Linked DNA regions of Homo sapiens: region 2 is linked to region 1. Evidence: chromatin contacts called from ENCODE Hi-C or POLR2A ChIA-PET data. All regions are on one chromosome and are shown on one strand. Each heading gives the region's core, a stretch centred on a gene start or an enhancer-like site at or near the end of the contact. The rest is flanking DNA. Distances are from core to core; before and after follow the strand shown. Region 1 has its middle 96 kb from the start of CDH5. Region 2 has its middle 240 kb from the start of CDH5.

The links. A loop is a pair of places that touch in the nucleus more often than their neighbours do. ChIA-PET counts read pairs that join two places held with the same protein, here RNA polymerase II (POLR2A). Pooled maps may share reads with other maps.
Region 2: a loop to region 1 is called in a map of IMR-90, with 4 times the contacts of the local background. The contact joins two enhancer-like sites. A Hi-C loop is called at or near these places in 3 of 168 maps with a recorded cell type or tissue (HAP-1, IMR-90 and astrocyte of the cerebellum) and 3 of 50 pooled maps. POLR2A ChIA-PET finds 5 or more read pairs at or near these places in 1 of 52 experiments (GM12878).

The regions. Positions count from the first base shown.
Region 1 is chr16:66,268,500-66,272,142 of GRCh38, reverse strand. No RefSeq gene overlaps it. Among named protein-coding and RNA genes, the nearest start is that of CDH5, 96 kb to the left of the region's middle. Within about 2 kb of position 1,787, at least 11 of the 41 ENCODE cell types and tissues checked have a DNase peak (open chromatin) inside an H3K27ac peak, as active enhancers do.
Region 2 is chr16:66,129,047-66,132,689 of GRCh38, reverse strand. No RefSeq gene overlaps it. Among named protein-coding and RNA genes, the nearest start is that of CDH5, 240 kb to the left of the region's middle. Within about 2 kb of position 2,034, at least 2 of the 41 ENCODE cell types and tissues checked have a DNase peak (open chromatin) inside an H3K27ac peak, as active enhancers do.

The DNA.
Region 1 (3,643 bases), core at 538-3,037:
ATGGCACCCTTCTTGCCTTTCTCCATCCCAAGGTTTTATCAAGATTCATCCCTCTCTTGGTCCTGGGGTTGCAGGGCCTGACCGGCACAGAGGAATCTCTGTGTAGTTTCCAACACCACTCATTCACAAAGGGGAAACTGAATCCCGTGTTAATCTTTCCACTTCAAAGATGATTCCAGGTGAATGTGGGAGCCCAGTCTCAGAGACGCCCCTCTCCTTCTGGCTCTGGTTCCCCTCCCTCCCCTGTAGCCTGCCCACTGAACTGGGCCTCTGGGCTCAGCTCTGCAGTCTGCAGGCCACCGGGAGGAGGTGCGCAGAGATCTGGACGGGTTTACAACAGCTTGACTGGAAAACTTGGGGATTTCAGATCTCAGCTAAGAGGAAGTCTCTGGAATGCACAGACCCTAGCCCCCTTGTCTTTGGGGCCAGGCACAAAAATCAGGAGTTCAGTGAAGTTTCTGTCCTTGCATTTCTTCCAAGGGTGGGGCTCGAGAGAAGGGAGGGCCAGAGCTGAATCTGAAGCCACAGTGAGTCACTGTGCCACGGGCATCTTCTGAGGCTTGGAGAAGTCACCTAGACAGGCATAAGCTCCATGATGCATTCTTCTCCAAAACCTGCTTACCTCTACCCTGGTGGACCCATCCCCAGGCCAGCAGAGATAGAGAGGCCTGGGTGCATGGGATGGGGTGGGGCGGGCAGAACTCCTCTCCCTCCATTCAGCTGCCCAAACCTTGGCCTGGGCAGCTCCCTGTGTGTGAGCCCAGTCTGGGGCTCCCCGCCTCACTGCCTCATCCTGATGCCAGGCTCTGGAAAGGAGCTGGGAGACTTCTAATAAGGCTTCCTAGACCCCTCACACAAAATGGAGGCAGACGCGCTCCAGCACTGCCTTGTCTTAGAAGTAAATTTTCTCTTTCTGCCCCCTCTCATTCCTTTTCTCCCCTTTTCTCTTTTGCAATCAAGGCTGCCTGGGTTAAAATCCTAGCTTCCCCTCTACCTGTGTGGTTTTGGGTGAGTTCCTTAATCTCTCTCTGTGTCTCAGTTACCTCGCCCAGGAGGGGATAATAATCGGTCTGAGGTGAGGACTAACGCCTGAGAAGTGCTTAGATCCAGGGAAGCCAGGATGGGAAGGTGTGAGCTGTTACTAGGGTGGGCAGTGCAGACGGCAGGGGCTGTCCTTTTGGAATCCTAAATTTCACACAGAAAAAGGACATGGCTTCCGCTGCCTGAGTTTGAACTAAAGTCCGATGAGGAGAGGGGTCACACTGGAATTGCTAATTACACATTTAGGGGAAGATAAGTGTCTATCCTCTTTAGGCGGTGGGGTGACAGCAGCGGGCACCCTGCTGTCCGCTTTTAAATACATACAGATGGGATACCTCGTTTGCCCAGGCCAGACGCCAGGTGGCAGCCATTTCGGAGCGCTAGGGACGGGGCGGGCTGTCTGGGAACCCGGGGGCCACGCAGCGGGCAGGCAACCTTCTGCTCCAGGAAGGCGTGGAGACGCGGCCGCTGCGTGCAGGACTCCCGTAGCCGCCAGGGGGCGCTGTGGCCACGCGGCCGCCGCCGGCCTCCCAGCGAACCCGGACCCTGCGCTGCGCTCCCGGTTCGGCGCTGCCACCCCCAGCCCAGCCCTGGCGGCCCGCTCACAGGCCCCGCGGGGAGCACCCGGTCTCCTGCCGAGCGTGGGGACCCAGCTGAGATCCGCTGCCCCTCTGGCCTCAGTTTGCGCTTCTGCAAAGTGGCACCGCCTGCCGCCCGCGTGGCAGCTCCTCAGCTCGAGGCCTTCAGGTTTCTCTTCTCAGTCACTGGGCCCTGAACTCGGTGCCGCACTCAGCCAGATCCCGGCTGAGATCCCTCTGATCTCAGCACCAGAGAAGGCTGCTTTCCTCCCTCCCTCCTTCATTTTCTCCCCTTCCTCTCCCTCCATTTTTCCTTTCTTCCACCCTCTCCTTTCTCTCTTCGTTTCCCTCTCCTCTGCTTCTCCCTCCCTCCCTCCCGTCCTCCCTTCCTTCTTTTCTTCCTTTCTCCCTCCCTCCCTCCTTCCTGGGGCCTTACCTCCCCCCTCCCTCTCTCTCTCCCTCCCCTCCCTCCTCGTCTCTCTTCTTCCCTCCCTCCCTCCTTCCTGCTTTCCGTTCTTCCTGGGGCTCTCCCTCCCCCTGCTTCCCTGTCTCCCTCCCTTCCTCTTCTCTCCCTCCCTCCCTGTCTCCCCTCCCTCCCTCTCTCTAACTGCTGGTTCAGCAGAGGACTCTTGGTTTGATTCCGGGTCTCCCCTCCGCAGAGGGGACCTGCTTTCCTGTGCAGTGCAGGGTCTATCCTGCTGCCCCCAGCCCCCTCCCTCCCTCCCTCCCTCCCTCCAGGCATCTTTGACTTGATTGTTGGAACCCTGAACTCACCTTGGGCCGCAGGCCGCAAGTTGGACAAACTTGTTCTAGTGTGCTGTCAACAATGAGAGGGTCATTTCCAACTGGAGGGTGACAGATCACACAGAAATTCGGGCCTCCCCGTAACCCGAGTCCTGAGCAGGGAGTACCCTCTGGAAATACCAGCTAACACCATGTCTCCATGAAACTGACCAAGGAGTGAAAATCATTTCTTTCTGAAAGGGACGCTACACATTCATCCTTTTAAAGGCAGGGATAAAATATGGAAAGGGTCTAAAAGTGCTGCATCTCTCTGCCTCCTTGACCCCAGCCTCCCAGTTCCTCTTCCTGCAGGCAGCAATTGGTACAAGCTTCCTACATAGCTTTCCAGATACTCTGTGCAGAGAAAAACGTGTCAGGCCATATGTCTCCTTTAGAAAATATAGCACCGTAGACAGGCTGCTCTATACCTTGCTTTTGACTTAAAATATATTTTAAAAATGTATCTTAGAGACTGTTCAATATCACAATATGAGGTTGATCTATCTCTAGCTGAGTGGTGAAGAGGATGTCTCTGGGAGCACTACCTGAGCTTGAACTTGGGTCCTTCTCTTCCTGGCTGGTGACCCTGAGCAAATTACCTAACCCTTCTGTGCTTCTGTTTCCTCATTAAAAATATTAATACTATGTATTTCTTGAGGTCATTGTGAGCATTCAAGGACATAAACATTCTGCACAGGGCCTGGCACATGGCACATGCTCAATAAATGTTGGTTATTAGGATCCCACCTTGTTTACTTTATTTTTTCTTTTTGTTTTGAGACGGAGTCTCGCTCTTGTTGCCCAGGCTGGAGTGCAGTGGTGTGATCTCGGCTCACTGCAACCTCCGCCTCCCCAGCTGAAGTGATTCTCCTGCCTCAGCCTCCCAAGTAGCTGGGATTACAGACACCCACCACCATGCCCGGCTAATTTTTGTATTTTTAGTAGAGACGGGGTTTCACCATATTGGTCAGGTTGGCCTCGAACTCCTCACCTTAGGTGATCTGCCTGCCTCAGCCTCCCAAGGTGCTGGGATTACAGGCATGAGCCACCATGCTCTGCCATTTACTTTAATTTTTAAAAATCATGATTTAAACAGGAAATACTGTGCCCTGTAGTGACAGTTGCAAATGTAAGCTTTGGAGACCATCCTGTATGCTGGCTTCACCACTTGCCAGCTGTGTGTCTTTGAACAAGTCGTTTTTCAACCTCTCTGGGCCTCTGCCTAACCCATCTATAAAATA
Region 2 (3,643 bases), core at 785-3,284, 140 kb after region 1:
ACATATGCTACTGAGCAGCCTCTCACCTGACCTCAAGCCTGGTGTGGCTTTTTCTTTAGTTGACAAAGAGGCACTGAATCTCTGTTAATTTGGGGAAGGCACTGCATCTCTTTGTTAATTTCCCTGCTCTGGCTCTTCTCTATCCTGCCTTCCACTCCATTCCTCCTCCTTCAACTTCACCTCCCATTTTCATCCGTTCTCTGCTCAGTTTTCTTTCTGCTTCATCCATGACCTCCTGGAGGCTCCTGGCTTATTATCTTGGAATGACCGAGGACAAAGAGGTCTGCTTCATAAAATTCGAGGGTCCCTGTTAGCACTGAACTTGACATTTGCACCCTATCTGTATCTGATGGGTTCTCTTCCCTCTGTGCCCTACTGTTCCACAGCTAAGCAAACCTCCCCAGGTCCAAAATTCAACTCTGTGTCCCATTTAGTGAATAAGACGATGCTTCTTTGGTGACCCATCCACACCAGGGTGGGTCCTGGTATTAATAATAAAAGATGTCCCAGGTTCCATTGAATCCATTAATGTTTCTAACTTAGCTGACTCATTGTGTAGAATATGCATGACTAATCCATCAAAAAAGAGAATTCTCACATTGCAAATTTTTGTATGTTTATAAGAAAGTTAGATTTTCTTGTGCTTTTCTCCCCACAGCACCTGTCATTCTGGATAAGGATAGCATGTTCATAAAAGGGAAATGAGTGGAGAAGGAGGGAAGGAGTTGTGAGCAAAGCATTTAAAGCGTTGCCAGAATATAAGCAACAGTGCTTCATGTCGTGAAAAACTGAGAAAAGGAGTCTTTATGTACAGGAAGAACTCAGCAGCTGACCTCAAGAAGAAAGGAAAACATCCTCTCTTCACTTTTCTCTGGGATGCCTGTGCCCAGGGTCTTGAGTTTCCGACTGGGGCATAATGGATTTTTGGTGGCCTGTGACTTTATTATGGGTCTTTTCCCAAAGTGTTTTGAAATGGTATGAAAGAGTGTATTCAGTTAGAAACCTTGAGTTCTACTCCCAGGCTACTTAGAGGTTGTTTTGCAAACTTGAACAAGTCAAGTAAACCTGACTTCAACTCTACGCAATGGATTATGCAATGGTTGAAGTTCTAAGCTTGGAAGTTTCCAATGAGAACAAATAGGGGTGGTGAGAGCTGCCCTGCCCCTTTCAGGGACATTAAGAGGGTCACCAGGCAGGTGAATGTGACAGTGCCCTAAAGTTATGAAGAAATCTGTGCAAAACTGTATGTTGTTATAGTTCTTCTTGGGGCTGATGCACCGTGACCCCTTCAACAGTTGATGAATCATGGGATAATTGTTGATGAGTCATGGGATAGGTGCTGCTTCAAGGGATGTGGATGTAGGTTGGACAGAGGCCGACCCCAACTCTCTACTCATTTGCACTGTGCATGGCAAATTTGTTCTGGGAGTTTCTGCTTTGCTCCTGTCTTAAGCCATCAGACCACGTGTTCAGTAGTCCAGCCCTGGCCACAGCCTCTCTGCCTGGCTGGGCCCAGGCTACTTCTAAACTCTCTGTTTTTTTTATTTTATTTTATTTTTATTTTTTTTTATTTCAGATTTTATCCAACATGGATGTCTTGATCCAAGAGAAAAAAAGGGATCCCTTCAAAGTCCTTTCCCCAGTTTCCTGCTTAGTCCCACTCCTAGAGCCCTAGGGGGTTCTGTAGCTCCTCTATATTTTCAGGGAACTGAGCTGAAGCCAATACGAGATTTTAAAAGATACCCTATCCTTAAGCAAAGTGAGTGATGGTGCTCAGCATCCATGCCAACGGTCAAATTTTGGCTGTTTTATTCACATATCTATGTAATTTGTAGTTTTTTGGGGGGTGGGGTGGAGGTGGCTGGACCAACAACAAACAGCTAATCTAAATGAGACATTCCTGGAAAATGAGGCACATAAAGCTTTCTCTTTTCATATCCAAAATGGAATAAACAATTCCACCAGCGACCACAGGAATGCTGCTGGGGCACGAGGGCTTCAGCCTTCCTGATGGTCAGGCACTGACTTTAAGCTTAGACTCTAGAATTTGTTAATGAGAGGCCCTCCTGGACAGGAAGGAAGGAGGCTTGCTTGGGGTCTGATCTGTAAAGCACACTGGTGGAAGCTGTTTACATGCAGCTACACAAGAGGCTTCTTCCTGAGTACCAGGCCACCCTCAGTAAGGCACTGAGTGAGCACCAGGCATCACCAGGAATGAGGTCTCTGCCCCAGTCCTGGCCAAATGGAATAAGCAAACAGACTGAGGGTGTGTCAGTGGCTTTCCTGAGTTCCCGCACCTGGTAAATGATGGAGTTTAGACTTGAAAATTCTGCCTCCTGTCTCCAGGTCCAGGGATCTCTCTGGGACGTCAGAGAAGTCAGTTAATCTCTGCCACTCCTTCCTACCTGGATGTTCAATGAAAAGCCTGTTGGGCTTTCTGAGGACTAGAAGGGGGACACTGCCGAGAATTCAGTGAGGCCAGCCCACACCCCCACCCCTTCTAGGAGATTACCTTTAGATCCTCCAGCCCCAGTCTGCAGCCTCCTGGGCTGATGCTTTCTTTCTCTATTTACAGACACTAATCATTTCCCATGCAATTGAACAACTTAATAAGCTGCGAAAATTTGATAAGACAATTTAATTGTCGGCTTTTACATATCTGCTCAATATAGTTGGGTTTCTAGGGAAGGTGAGTGGGGAATGTGAGCAGAGGCACTTAATTAAAGAACTAAAACAGTGGGGCTAGATTAGAGAGAACTCTGGCAGACACCAACCCTGGACCTACGTCTCTTCTCTCCCCCTTTCACATGGGCCCTTTCTTTGAAATTTTATAAGCTCCATCCTCTGGGTAGTAGCAAAATAGAGATGCAGGCCCAGGCACTTGATGTGCAGTGTGGGGAGCTGACTTTGCATGGGGCGGCTCCCAACTGTTATCGGGGAGCTTTTTCTCGGGCCCAAAGTGGTTGGGTTTTAAGGGGAAGACCTAATTCTGCGTGTATGGTCGTAGCTCAAAGGGATAGTTCAAAATGGCCTCCTCATTGATGGGGAAGGATGGGGGCTGATTATAAAAAATTATAATCATTTTTTTGGTCTTTTCCTCTATCTTTTTGGGGAATTTTATGGCCATTTGGGCAATGCTGCATCATGGAGTATTGATGCCAATTTTAAATCACACATCCTCATTTTATCTAATTGAATTCTCATGCTAACTCTGAAAGGAATAGGAATCATTATTCCTATTTCACAGGTGCAGATCCTGAGACTCAGAGAGGTTAAGAAACTCGCCCAACGCCACACAGCTAGATAAACACCTCAGGATTTAAATAGATTGCAGGGGACACCAACAAGGCTCTGCTCAGATCCCCTCAGATCCCTCTGGCCCATCTGTGCATGCAGTAACATCTGCTTCACCGTTGACTGCTTGAACCTGTGGATCCACTTCACCTAAGAGCACAGAGAGCTGAAAGGGCCTGGAATCCTGTTGCCTCCCGGGCAGCCTGCAGCCAATGAGTAACTGGTGCTGGAAAACAGAAGGCTGCTCCCTTGCTGGAGGTAGGACAAACACTGAGGTGTAATCTATGCTCCAGGGTCCCCCAGGGGATCAGGCTGAGGTTGGGACTTTGCCTAAAATCCCACCCTTGCT